Linked DNA regions of Homo sapiens: region 2 is linked to region 1. Evidence: chromatin loops called from intact Hi-C (ENCODE). Cell type or tissue: psoas muscle. All regions are shown on one strand. Links, peaks and the distances in the headings refer to the core of each region. The heading gives the core; the rest is flanking DNA.

Region 1 (7,767 bases), core at 1,081-6,080:
GTGGCTCACACCTGTAATCCCAGCACTTTATAATGCTAACTGTAATATTTTGGCAGTTTTTTTTTTTATCAAATTGGGGAAATTCTCTCCATATACCTATTTTATCTCAATTTTATTATGAGTTGGTGTTGAATTTTGTCAAATACTTTTTTTCTGAAATTAATTGACATTCTTTTTTTTTCTTTTTAGCCTTTTAGTATGGTAGACTACATTGATTAGTTTTCAAATATCAATGAGCTATGCATCCTTGGAATAAACCCCACTTTGTCATGTTGTGTAATTCTTATATATTGATTAATTATATTTGCTAATATTTTGTTAAGGATTTTGCATCTTTATTTATGATGTGTATTGGTTGGCAGTTTTCTCCTTTTTTGTGTGTGCTTTCTTTGGTTTTGGTGTCAGAGTAAATACTAACTTCTTAGAATGATTGAGCGATGGTGTTCTCTTCTATTTTCTGAAAGAGTTTAGGCAGAATTGGTGTTAATAATATAATAATTTTTTTTTTTTTAGATGGAGTCTTGCTCTGTCGCCCAGGCTAGAGTGCAGTGGCGTGATCTCGGCTCACTGAAACCTCCGCCTCCCAGGTTCAAGCAATTCTCCTGCCTTAGCCTCCCAAGTAGCTGGGATTACAGGCACATGCCAGCATGCCCAGCTAATTTTTATATTTTCAGTAGAGACGGGGTTTAACCATGTTGGCCAGGATGGTCTCCATCTCTTGACCTTGTGATCCGCCCACCTTTGCCTCCCAAAGTTCTGGAATTACAGGCATGAGCCACCGCGCCCAGCAGTGTTAATTATTTTTATTTATTTATTTATCTATTTTTTATTTTTTTGAGATGGAGTCTTGCTCTATCTCCAGGCTGGAGTGCAGTGGCGCGATCTCAGGTCACTGCAACCTCCGCCTCCAAGGTTCAAGTGATTCCCCTGCCTCAGCCTCCCAAGTAGCTGGGATTACAGGCACACGCCACCACGCCCAGCTAATTTTTTGTATTTTAGTAGAGACGGGGTTTCACCATGTTAGCCAAGATGGTTTCGATCTCCTGACATGATCCGCCCACCTCGGCCTCCCAAAGTGCTGGGATTACAGGTGTGAGCCACTGCACCCGGCTGGTGTTAATTATTTTTTAACTGGTAGAATTCTCTAGTAAAATTATCTGGGTCTGGAGACTTCTTGTTTGTGAATTTTTTAATTACAAATTTAATTTTCTTAATAGTCATAGGGCTGTTCTTATCCATTACATATTGGATGAATTGTGGTAGGTTATTTTCATTTTTTTGAGGAATTGGTCCATTTCATCTAAGTTGTTGAATTTATGTAGAATTAGTTTTAGTATTTCCTAATCATCTCTTTAATGTCTGTAGAATATATATCCCCCATTTCTTCTTCTTCTTCTTTTTTTTTTTTTTTTTTTTTTTTTGAGACGATGTCTCACTCTGTCGCCCAGGCTGGAGTACAGTGGCATAATCTCAGCTCACTGCAACCTCTGCCTCCCAGGTTCAAGCGATTCTCCTGCCTCAGCCTCCTGAGTAGCTGGGGATTACTGGTGCCCGCCACCATGCCCGGCTAATTTTCATATTTTTAGTAGAGACAGGGTTTCACTATGTTGGCTAGGCTGGTCTCAAACTCCTAACCTCAAGTGATCTACCCGCCTCAGCCTCCCAAAGTGCTGGGATTACACGCGTAAGCCACCGCACCAGCCCATTTCATTTTATTTTGTAACATTAGCAATTTGTGTCTTTTTTTCTCCCTGTGAGAGGCTTGCCAATTATTTTATCCTTTTAAAAAATCAAATTTTTGTATTGATTTTATGAATTAGGTTCTATGTTCAGTTTATTTGATATATTCACTTGTCTTTACTATATTCTTTTTTCTTTTTGATTTTTTTCTTCTTTTTCTAGGTTCTTGAAGCAGGAGCTTAGATTATTTATTATTTATTATTAGATTATTTATTTCTAATATATACCTTAATTGCTATAAATTTCCCTCTCAGCTCCCCTTCAGCCATGTCCCACAAATTCTGTATTTTTGCTCTTCTTTGAAACTTCCTCCTTGACCACTGGGTTATTTAGAAGTGTGTTGTTTAATTTCCAAGTGTTTTGATATTTTCCTATCTTTCTGTTACTGATTTCTAGTTTGATTCCATTGTGACCAGACAACAGAGTCTGCATGATTTCAAATATTAAGTGGCTATTTTGTGCAAAGCAATGAACAAGGTCCCTTAGAAGTGCTTCCTTGTACTATAAATATATATGTGAGTGAGGGGTACAGCCTCCGTTAGAAGCTCCCAGCTTCCTTCTGGGGCAATGGGACGCACCTCTCTCCTGCCTCCTGGGCACTCACGCGCTCTCTGGCTCGCTCTCTCTCTCTCTCTCTCTCTGTCTCTTTCTCCCTTTGCTCCCTTTCTCTTTCCCCCATGCCCATACGATGTGAACAATATCAATATCAATGTAATATATCAATGTGAACAATAGCTGCTACCACAATTTAAGAGGGCAGACAGTGGCAAAAAACTTAGCAAATGTACACATTCACATTTGCCTTATTTTTATGGCACATGCTTTGTTCCCAACCACCCAACTAACATAATTTGTAGCCTTGTATTAGGTAATAGAAGTTAGGATTTCAGAACGTCATGGGAGACCTGGGGGAGACTGCTTGTTTTGAAGTTGAAAGCAGTACATTCAAATATGTAAGTGACAGCATAGAAAAATGTATATAGGGTTAACGTGCAGAGGTCTGTATTTAGGTTTTCCTGTAAGTTTAAATCCTGTTGTTTAAAACAAATATTCGGATAAGAATAACACTTTAAAACCATTCAAGGGCTGGGCATGGTGACTCATGCCTGTAATCCTAGCACTTTGGGAGGCCGAGGCAGAGGAATCACTTGAGCCCAGGAGTTTGAAACCAGCCTGAGCAACATGGCAAAACCCCATATCTACAAAAAATTAGCCAGGAGTGGTGGCATGCACCTATAGGCCCAACTACTCAGGAGGCTGAAATAGGAGGATCACCTGAGTCCACGGAGGTCAAGGTTGCAGTGAGCCGTGATCACACTACTGCATTCCAGTGCCACTGCATTCCATTCTAGGCAGCAGACTGAGACTCTGCCTCAAAAACAAAAAAAAAAAAAGAAAGAAGGCCGGGTGCAGTGACTCACACCTGTAATCCCAGCACTTTGGGAGGCCGAGGCAGGCAGATCACTTGAGGTCAGGAGTTCAAGACCAGCCTGGCCAACATGGGGAAACCCCATCGCTACTAAAAATACAAAAATTATCCGGGCATGGTGGCAGGTGCCTGTGCCTGTAATCCCAGCTATTCAGGAGGTTGAGGCAGGAGAATCACTTGAACCCAGGATGCGGAGGTTGCAATGAGCCAAGATCATGCCACTGCACTCCAGCCTGGGCCACAGAACAAGACTCCATCTCAAAAAAAAAAAAAAAAAAAAAAACTACTGGTAATGATTTTTTTTTAAAGCAGGTACATGGATGTTCATCTTGTTTTCCTTGCCATGTTAAATATTATTTGACATTGACTGTAGATTTTTTTTTAAGTAACTAAATGTTTAAAATGAAGTAAATTAGGCCAGATGCGGTGGTTCATGCCTGTAATCCCAGCACTTTGGGAGGCCGAGGCTGGCGGATCACCTGAGGTCGGGAGTTTGAGACCAGCCTGACCAATATGGAGAAACCATGTCTCTACTAAACATACAAAATTAGCTGGGCATGGTGGTGCATGCCTGTAATCCCAGCTACTCTCGAGGCTGAGGCAGGAGAATCAATTGAACCCAGGAGGCAGAGATTGCGGTGAACCGAGATCGAGCCATTGCACTCCAACCTGGGCAACAAGAGTGAAACTCTGTCTCAAAAATAAATAAATAAATAAATAAAAATAAAATAAAATAAAATGAAGTAAAATAAAAGAAAAAATAAAACAGAATAGGGGCCAAGCGTGGTGGCTAACACCTGTAATCTCAGCAATTTGGATGGCCAAGGTGGGAGGATCATGGAGCCCAGGAGGTCAAGGCTGCAGTGAGCCATTATTGTGCCACTGCACTGCAGCCTGGGCAACAAAGTGACAAAACACACGCGCGCACACACACACACACACACACACACACACACACACACACACACACAGAATACTACTAATAAGAAAGTAATTTTGCAGGCCTTTCTTAGGTGAATGGCCTCAACTAGTCCAGGCTCAGATTTCAGAGATGATTGGGTTAGACACCTTTAAAAAAAGAAAAGTGTATATGTTTCTCTTCCCTTGGGGACATGGTTATGTCCCCAAAGGGGGATGTATGTACATTATAATGACAACATGTAGGGAACTACCAAATTAATAGCTGGAACTTGGGAAAGATAAAGCAGAAAATTAACAGATGGGAATCTTATATAAAATCAATTACATGCATTCAGGTGTAAAAGTCTTTGAGAAAAGGAAAATAGCATTGGACATGAAAACAGGACCATTCTTTACACATCAAAATATTATTATGAGATTCATTCAATCACCGTTTTGTTTTGTTTTGAGATAGAGTCTCTCTGTGTCACCCAGGCTAAAGTGCAGTGGCTCGATCTTGGCTCACTGCAAACTCCGCATCCCGGGTTCAAGAGATTCTCCTGCCTCAGCCTCCCAAGTAGCTGAGATTACAGGTGCCTGCCACCACCCCCAGCTAATTTTTGTATTTTTTAGTAGAGACAGGGTTTCTCCACGTTGGCCAGACTAGTCTCGAACTCTTGACCTCAGGTGATCTGCCCACCTCGGCCTCCCCAAGTCCTGGGATTACAAGCATGAGCACCAGCATTTATTAATTTATATGTTCGAGGCACTGTACTAGGCCTTGAAGTTACTGATTACTGAGATGGAAAAATTATAATAATTAAAGGACAGTCTTGTGAAAGAGAATTTTTTTAAGAAAGAAGGAAGAAAGGGAGGGAAAGAGGGAGACAGGGAGGGAAAGGAAAAGAAAGGAGGAAGGGAGGGAGACGGACTCATTAACAACCTGGACTAAATTTCATTAATAATGCTTTTTAACCAATGGCTCCCAAACCCAGGTCATCTGTGGTTGAAAAAGCAGGTTCCTAGCCCCATCCCAGACCTACTGCATCCAAATTTTCTGTGGTCAGGCTGAGAAGTATTTATAAAAGCTCCAGAGGGGACTCTGACAAACAACCAAGTTTGGGAACCGCTATCCCAGCGGTTCTCAAACTTCAGCCTGCATCAGAATCACCAGGAGAACTTGTTAAACAGATTGCTGGGTCCCAGCTCCAGAGTTTCTCAGAGGGACAGTCTAGGGTGGGGCTCTAGAATTGCGTATCTAAGGTCCCAGGTGATGCTGCTCATCAGGGAACCACACTTTAAGAACTGCACTCCTGGCCAGGCGTGGTGGCTCATGCCTGTAATCCCAGCACTTTGGGAGGCCGAGGCGGGCGAATCACTTGAGGTCAGGAGTTCAAGACCAGCCTGGCCAACAGGGTGAAACCCTGTCTCTATTTAAAAAAAATACAAAAATTCACCAGGCATGGTGGCGTGCGCCTATAATCCCAGCTACTCCGGAGGCTGAGGCAGGAGAATTGCTTGAACCTGGGAGGCAGAGGTTGCAGTGAGCTGAGATCATACCAGTGCACCTGCAGCCTGGGGGACAAAGCAAGACTCCATCTCAAAAAAAAAAGGAAGATACTAAGATGCTATGCTGCTGACTTTGAAGGTGAAAGAAAGGGACATGAGTCAAAGAATGTAGGTGGCCTCTATACACTGGAAAAGGCAAGAAACAGATTGTACCCTAGAACCTCCAGAAGGAAGGCAGCCCTGCTGACACCTTGATGTTAGCCCAGTGAGGCCCATTTTCAAACTTCTGACCTCCAGAACTGTAAAGGAAATAAATGTGTGTTGTTCTAAGCCAACAACAACAACAACAAAATGAACTGCACTCTTCTAAATTACAGTATTAAGGAAAGCTAAACTTTCAGCATTAAATGCACCCAATTGCTTTATCACAGCAACTGTGCTTTATCACAGCAACAGTTTTAGATATATTTTTGAGAAAAAAAAATGGGAGAGATAACAATTCTTAGGGAATTCACCCTTTACTCTCTTCCTAAAATGGAAATCTACTTCGAAAGTAAATTGTGCATGCACATGCCTTTGATGGGTATAAAAATTGCAGAAAATCTTTTCAAATCATTTTTATTCCCTTATGACTTCTAATTTATTTTCAGGAGAATTGTTCATGTTTTATCAAATCATTGTTTTAGGTATCTGTCTCAAATATAGTGACACCACCTGTTTTATACCAATAAAATTAATCCTTTCCCATAAATGATATTTAATATAACTGTCCAGTGAAATGCTATAACAGCAACTCATTCAATAGCATTTTCTAAGAAAATGTTTTTTGTTTGTGTGAGACAGGGTCTCACGCTGTTGCCCAGGCTGGAGTGCAGTGGCATGATCACGGGTCACTACAGCCTCAACCTTCCAGGCTCAAGCAATCCTACCTCCTCAGTTTCCTGAGTAGCTGAGACTACAGGCATATGGCAACATACTCCGCTGATTTTTTTTTTTTTTTTTTTTTTTGAGACAGGGCCTCACTATGTTGCCAGGCTGGTCTCAAACTCTTGGGCTCAAGCAGTCCTCCTGCCTTGGCCTCCCACAGCGCTGGGATTATAGGCGTGAGCTACTGCACCCAGCCGACCAAAAGTTTTAAACTTTTTCATTAATGTATTTTACTAATCACTTAAAGGTGTATTCTTTATGATAGCATCCGAGACCATAAGTGAAAATCTACACATGGTTATCAGAATATTTCAAAGCTTTTGTTTAAAACATTTTTCTGTTTTCCAGGGCTAATGTCAAAATTTGATGTGACTCTGCAAGAAAATGCTTACCATCTGTGGTTGGTATTTTTCTTCTGCTCCAGCCATTAATATATATTTTTACATACAAAAGTTGTTTCCAGTAATAAAAAATCTGTCTGAGGTAAGGTTATATTAATATTTGTACTCCTGCAAAGCTATTTTTGTAGTGTAAATTTCAAATTTAATACAGCTTATCCACCATAGAAGAGGCTAACATCAAGTGCTCAGCAATTTATACCACTGCTTAAAAGTTAACTTTCTTTCACTTTGAAAATATCACTAATTTGGCCAGGTGCGGTGGCGTATGCCTGTAATCCCAGCATTTTGGGAGGCCGAGGTGAGTAGATTGCTTGAGGCCAGGAGTTTGAGACCAGCCTGGCCAACATGGTGAAACCCCATCTCTACTAAAAATACAAAAATTAGCCAGGTGTGGTGGCAGGCACCTGTAATCCCAGCTACTCTGGAGGCTGAGGCAGGAGAATCGCTTGAACCTGGGAGGCGGAGGCTGCAGTGAGCCAAGACTGTACCACTGCACTCCAGCCTGGATAACAGAGTGAGACTTCATCACACACACACACACACACACACACAAAGAAAGAAATGAAAATGAAAAGACCTTACTGTAGTCTTTTTGTGTGTGTGTGTGTGACAGTCTCGGTGTGTCACCCAGGCTGGAGTGCAGGGGCGAGATCTCGGCTCCCTGCAACTTCCGATTCCCAGGTTCAAGCAATTCTCCTGCTTCAGCCTCCCAAGTAGCTGGGACTACAGGCGCCCACCACCACACCTGGCTAATTTTTTGTGTTTTTAGTAGAGACGGGGTTTCACTATGTTGGCCAGGCTGGTCTTGAACTCCTGACCTCATGATCTGCCCGCCTCGGCCTCCCAAAGTGCTGGGATTAC
Region 2 (7,767 bases), core at 1,723-6,722, 820 kb before region 1:
AAAATATAAACTCTACGAAGGCAGGATCTTTTTCTCTCTCAATTTATCTTTTTATTTTAAAATTTGTATTTTTTTAAGACAGTGATTTGCTAGGTTGCCCAGGCTGGCCTCAAACCCCTGGGCTCAAGTGATAGTTCCTGAATAGCTGAGTAGGTATACACCACACCTGGCTATTTTTTTAAATTGAAGTGAGATTTACGTAATAAAATTAACTGTTTGAAATTGCACAATTCAGTGGTATATATTACATTCACAATGTTGTGCAACACCTCCTCTACCTAGGTCCAAAATTTTGGGGTCCAAAATAATGACCCCAAAAGAAAACTCCATCCTCATTAGAAGTTGCTCCTCATTTCTTCCTCTTCCCAACTTCTGGCACCCACCAATCTGGGTTCTGTCTCTAGATTTATCTATTCTGGATACTTCATATAAATGGAATCATAATAGGTGGGTGTTGGGCATGGCTTCCTTCACTTAGCATAATGTTTTTGAGGTTCATCCATTTTGTAGCATGTATCAGTACTTCCTTTCTTCTTATGGCTGAATAATATTCCATTGTATGTATATAACACAATGTGTTCATCTGTTTGTCTTTGTATTTATTTGTTTATGACAGCATCTCGCTGTGTTGCCCAGGCTGATTTCAAACTCCTTAGCTCAAGTGATCCTCCTGCCTTGGCCTCCCAGAGTGCTAGGATTATAGGCATGAACCACCATGCCTGGCCCTATCCATTTATCTGTTGATGCGCAGTAGGGCTACTTCTACTTCTTGGCTATTCCAAGTAGTGCTGCTATGAATATATATTTGTATTTGAGTACCTGTTTTCAGTTATTTGGGGTATATACTGTGTCTCCCTTGATCCCTGTTGTAACTTAACAAATATGTATGAACAGACAATGTTTGAGTGTAGTGGGAGGGAATGATAAACAATAATATAATATCAGTTAATATCAGATATATCAGATAATATAAACAATGAGTTAACTGTGTTATGATAAAATATCCTTAAGGTGTTAGGGAGCAAATAGAGATATCTGAGGCATGGTAGAGATAAAAGGAAGATTTCCTACACAGTAGGCAGAGAATAGGTAACATTTACTGAGCATTTTCTACGTGAATTAGCTCATTTAATCATCACAACACATAGGAGGTAGATACCATATATGAGGTACACACTATTTTTACCTCTTTTTTTTTTTTTAAAGAGTTGGGGTCTCACTCTGTTGCCCAGGCTAGAGTGCAGTGGCATGATCATAGCTTGACTAATGGGGCCTCAAACTCCTGGGCTCAAGCAATCCTCCAACCTCTAAAAACTCCCGAGTACCTGGGACTACAGACACCAGCCTCTATGCCTGGCTCTATCTCTGTTTGAGAAATCAAAGCATGGAGATCCAGTCACTTGCCCACCCTCACTGTGATGGTGCTAGGATTCATCAAACCTGTTTCTGATCTGGCTCTAGAATCCAGTCTAGGGACTAACCATTACTTACCACCGATTTTTGGTAGCTGTGTGTCTGGTCTGTTATTACTTGCAAAGAAACTGTTAAAACTGAAAAGTGAGGCTGGGCAGGTGACTCATCCAGCACTTTGGGAGCTGAGGTGGGAGGATTGCTTGAGGGGTTCAAGACCAGACCAGGCAACATGGTGAGACCCTGTCTCTACAAGAAAATGAAAAAATTTGCAGAGTGTGATGGTGGGTGCCTGTGGTCCCAGCTACTTGGGAGGCTGAGGCAGGAGGATCACTTAAGCCCAGGAGTTTGAGGCTGCAGTGAGCTCTGATCATGCCACTGCACTCCAGCTAGGGCTACAGAGTGAGATGTTGTGTCTGGAAAACACAAAAACAAAAAACTGAAATGCAAGTGTCATAGACACTCAGAGAAAAAGAAGTTGATTGATAGGCCCTGATTAATCGAAGTTTCCTGGAACACTTTGAAGTGGAGGCAATATTCCCCTGCCTTTGTTCCCTCAGCTTGGAATGTCTGTTTCTCTTCCTCCCTTGATACTTATTCTGCTCAGTGCCCACTTTTCATGGACTTCATTCAACAACTTTTATTGAGCCCTTGTATGGTCCCAGGCTTACAGTTTAGAGGAGGGACTTTCCTATAACCTTGAGGCCCTGTTAACATCTACAGATACTCAAAGAGACTAAATGGAACTAAAAAGTATTTAACAAACTATTTAATAATAAAGTATTTAATACAACCAGAGCCAATGGGACAATTCCCAGCACAGACTCTGGGAATTTTGGCTCCTTGCCCAGCTGCATGAAAGTAGCACCCACCAAGTAGCTTGGAGAAAGGCCCTTGGAGCAAGGTGGCCCAGTGCTTGCCCTAGAGCAGGCCAGCAAAGGAACATTCCTCAGTATGGATGTCCTTCAGGGGGTTGGAATTTCATGAGAAGCAATGTGGATAGTCTGGTCATGGTGGGAAATGTTTACCAAGATGGCAGCACTGGCGGAGCTGTATCAGAGCCTGTCCCAGCTGGAGCACCCCGGCAGCTAAGTGTCCATCTCCCACATGGATGCAGAGTAGGGAGAGGAAGGGACAGTCAGGGCAGCAGAAGGACTGGATGCCAAGATAATGTAGCAGGTGCTGTACGCAGCATTTGAGAAGCATTTATTGAGCAACTTCTATGTGCCAGTCCCTGACATATGCTGGTAAAGAAGATAAATGCATAAACAGGTCATTTCCCCACATGACAACTGCTAAGATAAAAGTATTCACAAGGTACCATGGGGAAACAAGGAGGCCTTTAATGAGGGAAAGGGATTAATGAAGACTTCTTGGAGGAGGTAACAGGTGAGTTAAGCAAAGAAGACACAGTAAGAGTCAAAGGCATGAAGCTGTACAGGATGAGGAGAATCAGAGTGAGAGTTGCCAGATCACTGAATGTAAGGGAGAGCTCCTCTTCTGTGAGCACATTGTGGTCACAGTTCTCAACACACATACTGTCACAGCACAGTCTAGCGGTAAAATGCCTGAAGAGTACAGACTTGCAGTGAGCAGAGATCGCGCCACTGCACTCCAGCAGTGCAGATATCAGCATATAAGAAGTGGGCTTTGGGCCGGGCGCAGTGGCTCATGCCTGTAATCCCAAGACGGATCACCTGAGGTCAGGAGTTTGAGACCAGCCTGACCAACGTGGTGAAACCACGTCTCTACTAAAATTACAAAAATTAGTTGGACGTGGTGGCGCATGCCTGTAGTCCCAGCTACTCGGGAGGCTGAGGCAGGAGAATCGCTTGAACCCAGGAGGCAGAGGTTGCAGTGGGCTGAGATCGTGCCACTGCAGGCCAGCCTGGCGACAGAGCGAGACTCTGTTTCAAAACAAAAAAACAAGACTTTTTGCAAATTATCCATTGTCAAAACTCCGCCAAATACATCTCCCAGCCCGCCAGGGAGCAGCCAGCAGAGGCCGCAAGCTCGGCCAAGCGAGCCGGGATGTCCAAGGCGGGAACGTGGCTTCGCGCGCAACTCTCTGAGACGCGGGCCGGCTCACGTGTCCGGGCCGCACCACGAAAACAACAGCCACAGGGGAGAACAACCTCTTGTTTTCCTCATACAGCCGAGCTTTGCTGCAAACGATCCCTTTCCTTTTGTTTCCACATTGCGTTATTCAGAAGTGGTTATGCGGCGCCAAACACGCGCTTTCTGCCCCACAGGTTTCAGCCTTCCCCACCCTCATCTTCCCCGCGCTCCCCTCCCGTCGTTGTAGCTTCCTGCTCGCCCCTCTCATCTCAGCCAACCCTGCTGAGCTTTCGCGTGGGCGTCACGAGTTTCTAGGCAGATCAGGAAAACCGCTCTCCGGCCGCACCCTCGCGCGCCCCCGCCTGGCGGTGTAGAACAAACGGTCTGAGCGCTTGGCGGGCGACTGAGAGCGGAGCGGGCGAGGCCGAGGAGCGGAGGCTGAAGCCGTGAGGAGCGGCCCGGCGAGGGCGAGGGGCGTGCGAGCGGGCGGCCGCGGCTCGGTGAGGATTTCGGTCGTGTTTTCCTTGGCCGTCGCCGGAAGCCCGGAGAAGCCGGGTGGAACTGCCTTTTGAACGCGTTCTCACGTGTGTTAGGGATCGTCCTCCTGGAAGAGCCTTGATGGCCACGCGGTGTCCTCGCCCCTCTCTCCGCTGGACCCGAGGCCCCTTGCCAGCAAGAGCTGGCCTGGTGTCCGGTATCCACGTGGGGGGCAGTGGCCCTCACACAAGGATTGGTACCCATCTATCTAGTGCGTTGGTTCGTGCATTCACTTGTTCCTTTGTGGTCGTTGAACGCCTGTAACGTTCCAGGTGCTTGGGATCCATGAGTGAATAAAACCAAGGGCCCTGCCTTCCTTGGGACTTACAGTCCAGGGGAGACAGAGCCGCTGATTTCAGGTCTCATCAGTAAGTGACAGGGTGTTAGAGGGCGATAGTGCTGCGGAAGGGAAAGCGGTAGGCATGCGGGGGGTGCTGCGGTGAGGGGCGTGGGCAGGGAGGGCTGGGAAGCCCGAGGTCAGCGCAGGCCACATTACAAAGAGACTGAACTGGATAGAGGAGTGTTTGGGGAGAAGGAAGATAATTCCAGGCTGATGGACGAGAGAGTGCAGAGGCCCAGTGTGACTTGTATTTATAAGGAACAGCGGCCGGGCATGGTGGTTCACGCCTGTAATCCCAGCATTTTGGGAGGTCAAGGTGGGCGGATCACTTGAGGTCAGGGGTTCGAGACCAGCCTGGCCAACACGGTGAAACCCTATCTCTACCAAAACTACAAAAATTAGCCAGGCAAGGTGGTGCGTGCCTGTAATTCCAGCTACTTGGGAGGCTGAGGCAGGAGAATCGCTTGAATCCGGGAGGCGGAGGTTGCAGTGAGCGGAGATGGGGCCATTGCACTCCAGTCTGGGCAACAAGAGCAAACTCCGTCTCAAAAAAAAAAAAAAAAAAAGGAAAGAAAGAAGAGAAAAGATAGAAAACAGCAAGAAACCCTTGAATATGAAAATATGAATGGAAGGCAAGAAAGAAAGAAGGAGGGAGGGAAGGGAGGGAGGGAGGGAAGGAAGGAAGGAGGCAGGGAGGGAAGGGAGAGGGAGAGAGGGAGGGAGGAAGGAAGGAAGGGAGGAGGGAGGGAGGGAGGAAGGAAGGGCAGCAAGAAACCACTGACTATGAATGGAAGGCGAGAATCCCAGACTTGGACGCGAAGTTTAGTTCACACGCGCGGCCAAAGCAATCCAACAGCATGCGTCCCCACCCTCCTCTCACTGCCTACCCCTCTCCTGCAAAAGACCTCCCAGTGACTGGAGTGCAGGCCAAGACTTTCAGACAGTTTAAACCATTTTTTTTTTTTGAGACAGAGTTTCGCTCTGGAATGCAGTGGCGCAGTCTTGGCTCACTGCAACCTCTGCCTCCCAGGTTCAAGCAATTCTCCTGCCTCAGCCTCCTGAGTAGCTGGAATTACAGGCGCCCACCACCACGTCCAGCTAATTTTTGTATTTTTAGTAGAGACAGTGTTTCACCATGTTGGCCAGGCTGGTCTTGAATTCCTGACCTCAGGTAATCTGCCTGCCTCGGCCTCCCAAAGTCCTGGGATTACAGGCATGAGCCACCGCTCCCAGCCTCAGTTTAAATTTCTAATTTGGGATATAATCCACAGAATAAGCAAAAGGAATTCCAAAATAAATTAAAAATAATTTCTCCTTGGGGTTACTGCTTTCTTTCTCCTTAGCAAGATAAATACAAAATTTTGTGTTTCAGAACCTGATCATAATGTGCTATGTGAAAACAAGGATGAAAGATTGGAGCTATGGGGATAGTGGGGTGAGGGCAGGGCATGAAACAACAAAGAACAAAGTATGTGTCTGTATATGGGTATGAAAACAAAAACAACTCGCCCAGGACTGTTTTTTCTTAAGACTCTTTACAGGCATAGAGATAATACTAGTAGCAACTACAAAGAAAAACCGATTAGCTTGGCTTATAGTAATGAGCAATGGGAATTTTTTTTTTTTCGTTTTTTTGCTAAGACTGTAAAAGCAGAACATAGTCTCTGAGATAAACTGACAGCAGTGCAGCCGGGCATGGTGGCTCACGCCTGTAATCCCAGCACTTTGGGAGGCCGAGGTGGGTGGATCATGAGGTCAGGAGATCAAGACAATCCTGGCTAACACAGGGAAACCTCATCTCTCTAAAAATACAAACAAAATTAGCTGGGCGGGGTGGCACATGCCTGTAGTCCCAGCTCCTCAGGAGGCTGAGGCAGAATCGCTTGAACCAGGGAGGTGGAGGTTGCAGTGAGCAGAGATTGCACCACTGCACTCCAGCCTGGGCGACAGAGCAAGACTCTGTCGCAAAAAAAAAAAAAAATTGACAGCAGTGCTAGGCTATGTAGCAGAAGGTAACATCAGGTCAGGTGCAGTGGCTCACACCTGTAATCCCAGCATTTTGGAATGCCTAGATGGGAGGACTGCTTGAACCCAGGAGTCTGAGGCTGCGGTGAGCTATGATCACACCACTGCACTCTAGCCTGGATAACTGAGTGAGACCCCATCTCAGGAAAAAAAAAAAAAAAAAAAGAGGCCGGGCGCGGTGGCTCACACCTGTAATCCCAGCACTTTGGGAGGCCGAGGCAGGCCGTTCACAAGGTCAGGAGATCAAGACCATCCTGGCGAACATCGTGAAACCCCATTCTACTAAAAATACAAAAAATTAGCCGGGTGTGGTGGTGGGCACCTGTAGTCCCAGCTACTTGGGAGGCTGAGGCAGGAGAATGGCGTGAACCCGGGAGGCGGAGCTTGCAGTGAGCGGAGATTGCGCCATTGCACTCCAGCCTGGGCGACAGAGTGAGACTTCGTCTCAAAAAAAAAAAAAAAAAAACCATCAACAACAACAAAAAAAGAACGTAACATCAGCAAGCTACAGAGAAGAGTAAAGCAGGAGTTCTTGGATTAATCTCTAAGAGGAATTGTTTGTGACACTGTGGCCCCATTAAAGCACAAATAATCTGGATTCATGTTATAGATTTAAACATCATAAGACCTACACATTGGAGAGTGTAACTGCTGGATTAGTTCTAACTGGTTCTACTCCGCTAATAATGGGGTATCAAGTTATTTTACCGGCACAGAGCCAAGAAGTTGCAAGTCATTACAGTCAGAACATGTGCAGAAAGGGAGACTTTAACCTCAAATAACCCGGGAACTAAAGTCTTGCCCCTCAACAGAACCAAAAGATTGGGACATGGCTGGAATATGAGCACAGGAACACTTTCAAAAGCAACGGGTCCAAGCCCAGGAACGTCCAGTGATAAGACCCTTTACCATATCTTACCATAAGTGGTACTGTTTGAAGTCCTTCGGATCAAAACCTGTCCTGCCAGCACTTCCACCTATGCCCGTGTCCTCCCTCACACTTAAAATTTGTTCCAGACTCCAGATTGAAGAGACATATTTGAGCCTGTCTTCTTGCTCAGCCACCTTGCAATAAAAAGTCTGGTGCTTCAGTGTTTGGCTTTACATTGCACGTGGACAGACCGACCTGGTTTGGTTCGGTAACAAAGAGGAGAGCTTGCTTTATTTATTTATTTATTTATTTATGACAAGGTCTTCCTCTGTTGCCCAGGCTGGGAGTACAGAGGTGTGGTCATGGCTCACTGCAGCCTCAAACTCTTTGGCTCAAGTGATCCTCCCACCTCAGCCTCACAGGTAGCTAGCACTACAGGTGAGCATAACCACACCTGGCTAATTCTTTAATTTTTTTGTAGAGACAGGGGTCTTGCTATGTTGCCTAGGTTGCTCTCAAACCAGTG

Evidence for each region. Peaks named below come from ENCODE experiments on the same cell type or tissue, not always from the same donor. Only the 100,000 strongest peaks of a DNase experiment are listed, where the experiment ranks them.
Region 2: a loop joins it to region 1, with 11 times the contacts of the local background. A loop is called at or near these places in 2 of 110 quality-filtered maps.

What each region holds. Positions count from the first base shown.
Region 1 is chr17:64,668,629-64,676,395 of GRCh38, forward strand. No RefSeq gene overlaps it. Among named protein-coding and RNA genes, the nearest start is that of SMURF2, 10 kb to the left of the region's middle. In psoas muscle, for the core only: no CTCF peak of the experiment used is centred there; no DNase peak of the experiment used is centred there.
Region 2 is chr17:63,845,457-63,853,223 of GRCh38, forward strand. No RefSeq gene overlaps it. Among named protein-coding and RNA genes, the nearest start is that of SMARCD2, 6.7 kb to the left of the region's middle. RefSeq lists a silencer at 7,073-7,367. In psoas muscle, for the core only: a CTCF peak has its summit at 3,840 (motif pointing left); DNase peaks (open chromatin) are centred at 3,475 and 3,795; H3K4me3 peaks cover 1,126 bases; H3K27ac peaks cover 682 bases.